Linked DNA regions of Homo sapiens: region 1 is linked to region 2. A link is a loop called in an ENCODE intact Hi-C map of the cell type or tissue named here. Cell type or tissue: pancreas. All regions are shown on one strand. Each heading gives the region's core, and the rest is flanking DNA. Links, peaks and the distances in the headings are about the cores only. Region 1 has its middle 87 kb from the start of MACF1. Region 2 has its middle 27 kb from the start of MACF1.

Evidence for each region. Hi-C counts contacts between places; a loop is a spot of excess contacts. Peaks named below come from ENCODE experiments on the same cell type or tissue, not always from the same donor. Only the 100,000 strongest peaks of a DNase experiment are listed, where the experiment ranks them.
Region 1: a loop joins it to region 2, with 3 times the contacts of the local background. A loop is called at or near these places in 31 of 110 quality-filtered maps.

Annotation. Positions count from the first base shown.
Region 1 is chr1:39,114,926-39,120,300 of GRCh38, reverse strand. It overlaps a transcript of MACF1 not described here. Among named protein-coding and RNA genes, the nearest start is that of MACF1, 87 kb to the left of the region's middle. In pancreas, for the core only: no CTCF peak of the experiment used is centred there; no DNase peak of the experiment used is centred there; H3K27ac peaks cover 3,632 bases.
Region 2 is chr1:39,175,205-39,180,579 of GRCh38, reverse strand. It overlaps a transcript of MACF1 not described here. Among named protein-coding and RNA genes, the nearest start is that of MACF1, 27 kb to the left of the region's middle. In pancreas, for the core only: no CTCF peak of the experiment used is centred there; no DNase peak of the experiment used is centred there; H3K27ac peaks cover 2,743 bases.

The sequences.
Region 1 (5,375 bases), core at 312-5,311, 61 kb after region 2:
AGTAGAATTATAACATTCCAAAGGGGAAAGTGAATTTGAGAAACAGAGGTTAAAGGCTTATGCAGTTTTAAAATTCTATGAAATAGAAATTAGAAAATGGTATAAAGAGGCTTTATTGGCCAGGTGCGGTGGCTCACGCCTGTAATCCCAGCACTTTCGGAGGCCAAGACAGGTGGATCACCTGAGATCAGAAGTTCAAGACCAGCCTCATCAATATGGAGAAACCCCGTCTCTACTAAAAAATACAAAATTAGCCAAGCGTGGTGCCGCATGTCTGTAATCCCAGCTACTCAGGAGGCTGAGGCAGTAGAATCGCTTGAACCTGGGAGGCAGAGGTTGCGGTGAGCCGAGATCATGCCATTGCACTTCTTTAGCCTGGGCAACAAGAGCAAAACTCTGTCTCAAAAAAAAAAAAAAAAAAAAAAAAAGAGGCTTTATTATATTCTGCACATTACAATTCTCCATCTGATAGCAACACTTTAAACTATGAAATGGACAGAATATATATTTAGTATACACAAAGCATTCAGTATTTAGAATTTCTCCACTGGATGGACGGGAAAAGCATTCACTAAAATCGGGAACATAGAAGAAGAGGCAGGTCCAGGAGCAGGGAGGGGGACAACAATGCCCCTTTTGGACATATCAAGTATGCAACATCTGTGGGACAACCACGTGGAAAGAAACATTGTGAAAGGTGCTGGAAGTTGCTGAAAACACTAAGAAATAAAACAACCAGCATCATTTGCAAAGTAGCTCAATTCATGAAGTGCATCATATGCATCTCATCAGACACAATCTAGACCTTCAAAGAGATCACAATACAGCTGGGAAGTTCAAACAAATACACACAAAAAGTAACAACAACAACAACAACAACAAACTAAGAAATGTTATAATGGAGTTTTGGCTTAAGGAATTACAAGAATTACAATTATAACACTTGTTTGTTTTTCTGGTTGTTTTTTTTTTTTTTTTTTTTTGAGACGGAGTTTCGCTCTTGTTGCCCAGGCTAGAGTGCAATGGTGCGATCTCGGCTCACCGCAACCTCCGCCTCCCGGGTTCAAGCGATTCTCCTGCCTCAGCCTCCCAAGTAGCTGGGATTACAGGCATGGGCCACCACGCCAGCTAATTTTGTATTTTTAGTACAGACGGGGTTTCTCCATGTTGGTCCCGCTGGTCTAGAACTCCTGATCTCAGGTGATCTGCCCGCCTTGGCCTCCCAAAGTGCTGGGATTACAGGTGTGAGCCACCGTGGCCTATAACACTTGTTATATTTAAAGACCACAATGAAATCACCATTTAGTTTTCCAATTTCTAGAACTTTTATTTATTTAACTTTCCATATCATCACAAGCTTATTTATTGAAGATATACATCTTTATAAGTCAGAAAATAAGAAAAAGAGGAGGAGGAGGAGGAGACAAAAGGATGCTGGAGTTTCGGCTCTGCTGTCAGACAATACATATAGGCAAGGCAAAGTGAAGTAACTAACGACAGCAACAAATACTATTTTCTGCGCTTATTAGCCCCCTTAATACTGCCCCCAAACCTATTTCCTCTTACCACAGCACCTGTGCTACAGCTACACAAGATATTTTGTCTTATGCCTTCACGACCACATACTCATGCCAAGGCCTAGACCATTCCTTCCAATGCCTCACTGCTTTCCAGGTACTTCCCACAGGATAATCAGAGAAAGGAGGCCTGAGAGATGGGCACCTAATGCTCCATCTATCTTTCTCTCCCACAGGGAAAGTAAAGAAAATTTCCAGCCCTTTGGCAGTTCCTCATTCTTCCTAATAAAGGCAGTGTTACATGAATACTGTTATTACACTTATTAACAATAAGAACAAGAATGAAAACAAGGATCCAGTCCTCTGAAAGGTATGAGGACCTCAAAGTACCCCACCTACTCTGGTCCCTGTTTTCCATTTGGGAAACTAACCAACAAAGGCTGGGACAAGTCCTACATTCTTCCCCTCTAGAGGTGACTCAGGCCAGGTCAGTTAGCTTCTTTCCCTACACTGACCCATGCTCAGGCTGCAGCTAGCTTTGGCTGCTGCTCTGTCTGTGGTGCTTGTGAGCACACGAATGTTTGTAGTAGGTCTGGAATAAATTTTCTCAAGTTACAAAGATAACTGTACCAGAAGAGCCAAGCCTTCCAGGCACTCTCCCTGCTGGAAACTGGAGCCTCCCATTTCAGTGACAGGTTACCACTAGAGAGCAAAGGTCCTGTTAGGATCCTGCCCCATATGTATAGATAATATGGCAAAAAGGTCCTGCATGACTAGAAAGGATATCAGAGAGAAATTACCTGGCATCAAAGGGCCACAGGTGGCAGCTCTCTGCCATCTTAGTTGGAGCTGAAGATGATCTGGTCTCTGTTAATCCTCTTCCTCACTGACTACATGTCTTTTTAGGATATCTTCTACTGTGAATATGATAGCTAAATGAGGAGCAATAATCCATTATTTGTTCAACCGCTTACACATTCTTTATTGTCTTTTGTCATTTGTAATGTGTATTATATACTGTAAATCCCTAGAGGACAGAGGGTTTATGAACTCTCAGTGTTATATACTATATTCTACATTCAAAGAGGCTCTTAACAGAGACATTTTTGCTGATGGTGATAACAATAGTAGAGGAAGTCTGTATACACAAAGGGGCATGCCCTGAAGTCAACCATTCATGGCAACAGGTGAAGCCACAGGCAAGGGACACCCAAGTACACACACACACACACACACACACACACACACACCTCTTGCAGGTTGAGAGACAAATTGCACTGGACAAGCCAAACCAGGGAGTGAAACAAGATCAAAGATTCTCCAAATTAGTGGAGACATACTTCCACTCCCCAGTGTGACTCATGGCAAGTTTATCTGATAAGAGTCCAGCTTCACAAAACAAGGAGCGCAAAACAAGGCACACTGTGGCGAACATGGCAATAAACAAACAAAGATGCGGAATGTGCCAATGGGAAAGAACTACATCAATTCTGAGCTGGCCCTAACACATTAGGAAATATCCTCTACACTGGAATAAAAGTGAAAAAAAACCAAGCAAGTAGAGGGCAAAGGGTAACTAATACTCTTTTTAGATATAAAGGTCAGATAAACTCTGAAGGACACTATCACATCTGAAAGGTGGTGGTTATATTGAACCTGTTAAGGTAAAGCAGGTAGGGCTCTGAGTCATGAGAACAAATCTATCTCCTTCATTGCCTGCCTGCCAAAATAAACAAGAAGGAGGCTGCATTTTCCACAACAGCCTCTCTGTCCAGTCTTGTAAACACCCAGGTCTTCACAAGCCTAGTACAAATTAACTACATAACCTTCATGGAAAGCAAAGCTCAACTGCCCTGGGGAGAGTAGTAAAGCTAACCTGTTAAGACTAATGAAGAAGCTAGGCCTGGAGTTCACTCATGGAGAGTGAGTGAATCCTCCACTATCCATGTCAGATAATGAGATGGGGATTAAAGACCACAAGTGAGGAAAGCCTCTCTCTATGTCAAGAGTCAAGATGTCCTGTCCAAAAGTCAAATTATCTCAACAAAAACTTAAGAATTAATTTCTGCATAGTATTTAGCTAAATGACAGGCAGGAATGCAAAAGTTACATATATGCTTCTTCCCAGAGGAGTAGACAATTTCACTGGGGAGCCAAAATACAAGCCAGCCAGAGAACAACAGTACAAACAATCAATAATCAAACTGATGCTACATTTTAAGACAAACTACAAGGACCCCATATTCTTCCGTCAAAACTATGCTGGAAAATTCTGATCCTAGATCAATCTACCTGTCTGCCTTGGAATCTATTACAATCAGGTTGTTGAGTGCTTCTAGGGCTAGAGGGAAAACACACACACATACACACACACACGTGCACACACACACACACACATACACACTCACCCCTTCTTTCCTTCCTCCTGACTCTCAGCAAATAACTTCACCTCCTACTTCATAGAGAGAGTATGAGCATCAGGAGAAATTCCCTCAAGTTCCTACACCTCTAACCAACCAACTTAATCACCTGCATTCTTATTTTTAACCCTCTGATCTTTCTAAAAGACACAACTTTTGACTCTAGAGCCCATGCTCCATCAATTTTTCTCCCCGTCTTTGAATTGTATTATATCTTCCTTCTCTACTGGCTCTTTCAAAACAGCACTTAAAATAAACATGCTCAAGTCTCTCCTGTGTTACAATACATAAACAAAACTCTCCCCACCCTTCTTCACCTGTCTTCCTCCTCTCTCTTCCTTCAAAGTCCAAGTTCCAAAGGTCACTGACTCCTCTTCTGCACTTTCCATTCACTTCCCACAACTCCACTGAAAATGTTCCAGTAGCAGTAACCTTTATTTTGGACATCTGTAGTCTTTGCCTTATTTGACCTCTGCATAATCTACAATGTGTGTCACACTCTCCTTGAAACTCACTTCTCTCCTGTTCCTCTTACCTTTCTGGCCACTCCCTTTCTGTGGACAATTTCCTTCAGGAGATCCTCTTTCTCTGCTTCTGACACCACTCTCCTGTTGGAGTTCCCCAGAGTTTTTGTCTCAATATACATACACTCCTAAAGCCAGCTCCTTCTCCCCTCCTATGGCTGTGGTTTGATAAGCTGATGACTCTCTCACCCTCTCACCTATCACTCTCCTAAGTTTCATGTTCATTACAACCAACTACCTCCTGGACATCTCTACCTAGCATCCCTCAGAAGCCTCGACCGCAATGTAACCTAAATTAAACTCAGTATCTTCTCGTGGACCATCACTGCCACCACTTCACAGAAAATAACCTTCCTCCTCTTATATTCTCTATTTTAGTTCATGACACGACCCACCCACACAAATACTCAAGCCAGAAACCTCCAAGTCATCCTAGGTTCTTCCCTCTCCCCCTCATATACCACATACAATTAGTCATCAAAACACATGGATGTTACCCCTTCACATTTCTTGATTTGCCTGCTTTATTACATTACTATTTTCACAACCTTAGTTTCACTCCCTGCCTAAATTCCTGTGACAGCTTCCTAACTTGTCTGCCACTAGTCTTTCCTCCTCGCCCCTACCTTCCTTGGCACTGCTGCCAGAGGAAAAGTACTCCTAAAATGTAAATCTAAGCATAGTCTTCCTTGCCTACTTTTATTCAATGGCTCCCAAAAGCCTTTAGGATAAAGTCCAAGCTCTATACAATATGACATACAAAGCCAGTCAACATTTTTGTCCTGCCCACTCTCCCTATCTCATCTCATCTCTCCTTCCCTCACATCCTATGCTCCAACCTTATCAATGCCCAATATTCCCCCTCTCAAGCTTGCTCATCCCCTTACTTCTGTTCATGCTGCCCAGAATGCTCT
Region 2 (5,375 bases), core at 58-5,057:
TAGTGGCGCAATCTCGGCTCACTGAAACCTCTGCCTCCCAGATTCAAGCGATTCTCCTGTCTCAGCCTCCCCGGTAGCTGGAATTACAGGCATGAGCCACCACGCCCTGCTAATTTTTGTATTTTTAGTAGAGATGGGGTTTCACCATGTTGGCCAGGCTGGCCTTGAACTCCTGACCCCAAGTGATCCACCTGCCTCAGCCTCCCAAAGTGCTGGGATTACAGATACGAGCCACCATGCCTGGCCTATATCTCCTTTTATATCAATTGGCCACAACTCATCCCTAAGAAAAATAAATCTTTGCATTAGTACCAGAGTAGGGAACCAGAAATTTTATTAAAAATAGGCTTGTATCTTGCAATCTGGTTGAAAGAGGAAAAGCCATCATAATAAGTCTTCATCCTGCATTTATATAACAAATACTTTTTACTTAAATTTGTTTATTTAGAGCAGCTTTGAGGAGGGTGATGGAGATTATGGGGGTCTAAAAGCCCTCCAAGCTCCTTACTAGACTGTAATAAAAGCAAAGGAGAGCATAACTTCATTTTTTTAAAATTTCATTTTTGAAACAGAGTCTTGCTCTGTCACCCAAGCAGAAGTGCAGTGGTGTGATCTCAGCTCACTGTAACCTCCACCTCCCAGGTTCAAGTGATTCTCCTGCCTCAGCCTCGTGAGTAGCTGGGATTACAAGTGTGTGCCACCACACCTGGCTAATTTTTGTATTTTTAGTAGAGACGGGGTTTCACCATGTTGGCCAGGCTGGTCTCGAACTCCTGACCTCAAGTGATCCACCTGCCTCGGCCTCCCAAAGGGCTGGGATTACAGACATGAGCCACCGCGCCTGGCAGCATAACTTTAAACTATAATATATAAACTATACAATTAGCACTGGGAAAAACAGGCAAAAGGCTAACCGAGACAGTCTAAATTCTACCATCAACTCTGACCTCTTTGATCACACATAATTGAATGCCTACTGTGTGTGTGTCAGGCAATGCTCTTTACATATATAACTCTAATCCTCTCTAATTCCTATTCTTTCAGGTAGAAATTATCACCTCCATTTTACAGAACAGGAAACTAAGACTTACAGAGATTAAGTAATTTGTCCAAGATCACATAGCTAATAAGTAGCAGAGCTGGAATTCAAACCCAGGCCTCTTCAATTGCCTATCTAGTGCTTTTTCCACTAGTTCAATGGCATTCCAGTATCCTGACTCTCCCATGTATGGTTCATCCCAAAGACTTCCAGAAACAGAAGATGCAGAAGGGCAGCTAAGTCCCACCCCAACTCTGTTCTGAGTGGAGCAAGTTTTCCTAGAGCAACACGGGGTCTGGGGAAAGAAAGGAAGGGGTGGAATATGAGCAAAGACAAAGATGGACATCAGAAAATAAGTGTGTGGGGGAGTTCACCTTGCAGCTAAAAATGAAATTGAATAAGGGCAGGCAGCCCTGGCTAAGATAAGATGACTTCAGTCAAAACTGCAAACAAACCCTTTTCCTGATGACATCCATTTCTCCCCTGTAAACAGAAGTTAAAATATCACTTAATCACTGTTTAATCATTCTCCATAAGTTCACTGCAATTTAACTCCTTATGTTCTGACTGCCTCCAGCATGCTCCTAGACAATCCAGGAAAGGAACTAAAGAGACCATCAAGAGGCGGCTAAGGCTGACAATAAAGCAGAAAGAAACTTTCAATACGCATTAAGTCTCCAAAACCATTTTACCAGTTAGAAATTTTTTATATTATGATCACAAGCCACCTGATCTCTTGGCTTTCCAATCTGACACCTGATTCATGCCATAGCCATGCCTCATGAAGGAATTCCAGGAGTGAGACACCAGACCAGAATTTCACTCCTGAGGGTCAGGACTTTAGGACTGCTGGAATGTGCCCAGTAAAGACGTGGGGGTGTCTGGGCAGCTGAAAGCCTCCACACGGGAATTCAGTAAGGACAACTGCTGAACCCTGGGTTATGGATTTAAAAATAAACCTCAGTGACCCGCATGCCTTAAGAATCATTTGGGAAAGAACGTTGCTGAATCCAGCAACTATGTGCCCCACTGGGGTGAACTACAGAGAGGGAAAAAGAGAAAAATGCTTTTACTACCCCTTTCAAGGAGTATGATAGGACAAAAAGACAAAGGAAATCCAAAATTGGCTTCCCCAAGAGCAAAGACTTACAAACTACCTGTATTTCTATATTTCTTATATTTTAAGGTTTCAGGAAAGGTGTTAGTACATGTGCACTGTCTGTGAGGTACTAAGATTATGTTCAGTACATAAACGAATGAAAACCACCATGGCACATGTATACCTATGTAACAAACCTGCACATTCTGCACATGTATCCCAGAACTTAAAGTAAAATTTAACCAAAAAAAAAAAAAAAAGAATGTTGAAAAGGAAAATTACAATGTAAGGTAGCACACTGGCTGACCTTTATGGGCTTACTGAGGACACAAATATAACCTCATACTCCTCTCCTGGAATTTGTAAGGAGAAGACAATGGGGAATAAAGATTTCCCTGACAGCCTAAAGATTTCCCTGACAGCCCAGATTCTGCGGAAATCCCCCTCTCGGTGATCCCATTTCTCAACTTGATTGAAATAACTACCACCCAGATTCCTGGAAATTGCCATTTTACTTATTCAATGGGGAGTTTTATTGCCATGGCAGTGCAGCTTTCATAGCTACAGGATTTCAGCATTATGCTCACCCAAATGATTCTTAAAACTTAAGAGTCACTGAGAAAGGCCTAAGGGCACTTCAGAAAGCAATGGCTTTCCCATTCACCACAGCTTCTGGTATAGATGGCAAAGGAAATAGTGCCCGGAGCAAAACTGAGATGTTTCCCAGTTACCTCTTGGAGCTGACTCTCTGAAAGATGGTTATATTATCAATGCCAATCAGAAACTAGGCATGGAGATTACAGTCCTACCTTCCTCTATGAACACAAATACGCCTGCCCCCACCATCATCCCTCTCTCCATTAGCAATAACATTTACGAATGATATGTGGAGTGGCTCCTGGACCCCTCTCTGATGTTCCCTTTTTGCACAGCAAAATGATGACAGCCAGGGACTGATGATGCAGTTATTTGTACATTAGGCATCAATCTGGAAAACTCCTTCTATAGAAACAGTAGTTAGGCCGGGAAAGGTGGCTCACGCCTGTAATGCCAGCACTTTGGGAGGCCGAGGCGGGTGGATCACATGAGGTCAGGAGTTTGAAACCGGCCTGACCAACACGGAGAAACTCCGTCTCTACTAAAAATACAAAATTAGCTGGGCGTGGTGGCACATGCTACTCAGGAGGCTGAGGCAGGAGAATCGCTTGAACCTGGGAGGCGGGGGTTGTGGCGAACCAAGATTGCGCCATTGCACTCCAGCCTGGGCAACAAGAGCGAAACTAGGTCTCAAAAATAAATAAATAAAAATCTCCTTTTCTCAAACCTCTAGTCTGATGACAGCGATTCTCAGTCCTTAGGCCCCAACGTAGCTCTAAGATCTCTAGACTATCTCAAGAGATACTACATAATTCTCAAATATATCTTTGAAACCGGACTAATTTTAACCCTCTTAAAGCTTATATTACTTAGCATTTTTGTTAAAGGAAGGAACTGTAATAAAATTAAACAAAAGAAAAAAAGTCACAATTCAAGGATCTTACTAAAGATTACTCCTAGCCAAGGCTTCAACAGCAAGCAATGTGATTTGGAGGAAAGGCATTCAACTGTACATCAGAACCCTGGGTCATGGTTTAAGCTTGTCAATAACTAGTTATATCACTTGGCCCAAGTATCCTTTGACTTCTCCAGGTGGGCTCAGTTCCTCATCTATCTTTTCATGACACTATGAATTTGGGATTGATCTAAAAACCTATTGATCTAAAAACCTGACTATTAAACATCTAGAGATAGAACCAGTGATGCTTAGTAAGTATAACAAGAATTCATATCTAGCTCCCCAAGCATAAGCAGAAATTTTCTACAGAAAAATGACTAAAATGGGGGGAAAAAGAAGGAAAGAGCCTCATATGCAAGGTATAAGAATCAAAAGTTAGAGGACCTAAAAGGAGGAGAGTGGAAGCTATGATTACAGAATTTAAACGAAGAGGACTATTAGAAGTCTTCCCTTCCTACTCTCAATTCTCCTTTAAATAATTTTGAATAACGAAAATGACTAAGAAATGGGACAAGCTAACACACAAATAAGCATTCTGGGTAAGAGAAGAATTGTTGTGTGCTATAAAATGGATTTAGAAGAAGAAAGTGAGAATTTTTTTTTTTTTTGGAGACAGAGTCTCACTCTGCCACTCAGACTGGAGTGCAGAGGTGTGATCTCGGCTCACTGCAACCTGGGTCTCCCGGGTTCAAGTGATTCTCCTGCACTAGCCTCCCTCCTGAGTAGCTGGGATTACAGGCGCCTGCCACCACACCTGGCTTTTTTTTTTTTTTTTTTGAGAAGGAGTCTCGCTCTGTCGCCCAGGCTGGAGTACAGTGGCGCAATCTCAGCTCACTGCAAGCTCCGCCTCCCGGGTTCATGACATTCTCCTGCCTCAGCCTCCCGAGTAGCTGGGACTACAGGTGCCCGTCACCACACCTGGCTAATTTTTTTTTTTTTTTTTTTGTATTTTTAGTAGAGACAGGGTTTCACCATGTTAGCCAGGATGGTCTTGATCTCCTGACCTTGTGATCCACCCTCCTTGGCCTCCCAAAGTGCTGGGATTACAGGCGTGAGCCACTGCACCTGGCCACACCCGGCTAATTTTTGTATTTTTAGTAGAGAGAGGCTTTCACCACGTTGGCCAGGCTGGTTTCAAACTCCTGGCCTCAAGTGATTCGCCTGCCTCAGCCTCCCAAAGTGCTGGGATTATAGGTGTGAGCCACTGCCCCCGGCAGTGAGGATTTTTAAAAGGGAAGAAGAAATTAGAAAAACAGAAAGCAGAAAAGAAGGATAAAATACAATCACAACATACTTGCATTTAACTATGCAAACTTGACCAGGAAGAGAAAAATAAACAGTACAAAAGTTTGCTCACAATTCCACTCAATGAGGTTTTACACCAAAGTGAAGTTATTTACCAGGATGAACATGAGCATGAGATGAGAGGACTTGAATCTGAGACTTTAGCATGTCTAAGTCCGGTGTGCCTCTTCACATTGTGAGCATTCTGAATGCTGTACATGATTCTAGTTTTTGAGAATACTTATTTTTTCATATAAAATGTCTCCTAATTACAGGCCAACTATTTCATATGGTATTCCAACTTTGTTCTGGCATATACACAAAACCATGTTTATATACTTTAATTTCTGGGTCATTTGAGATATTTTCCATGATAATTTTGATTATTTGGAATCCTC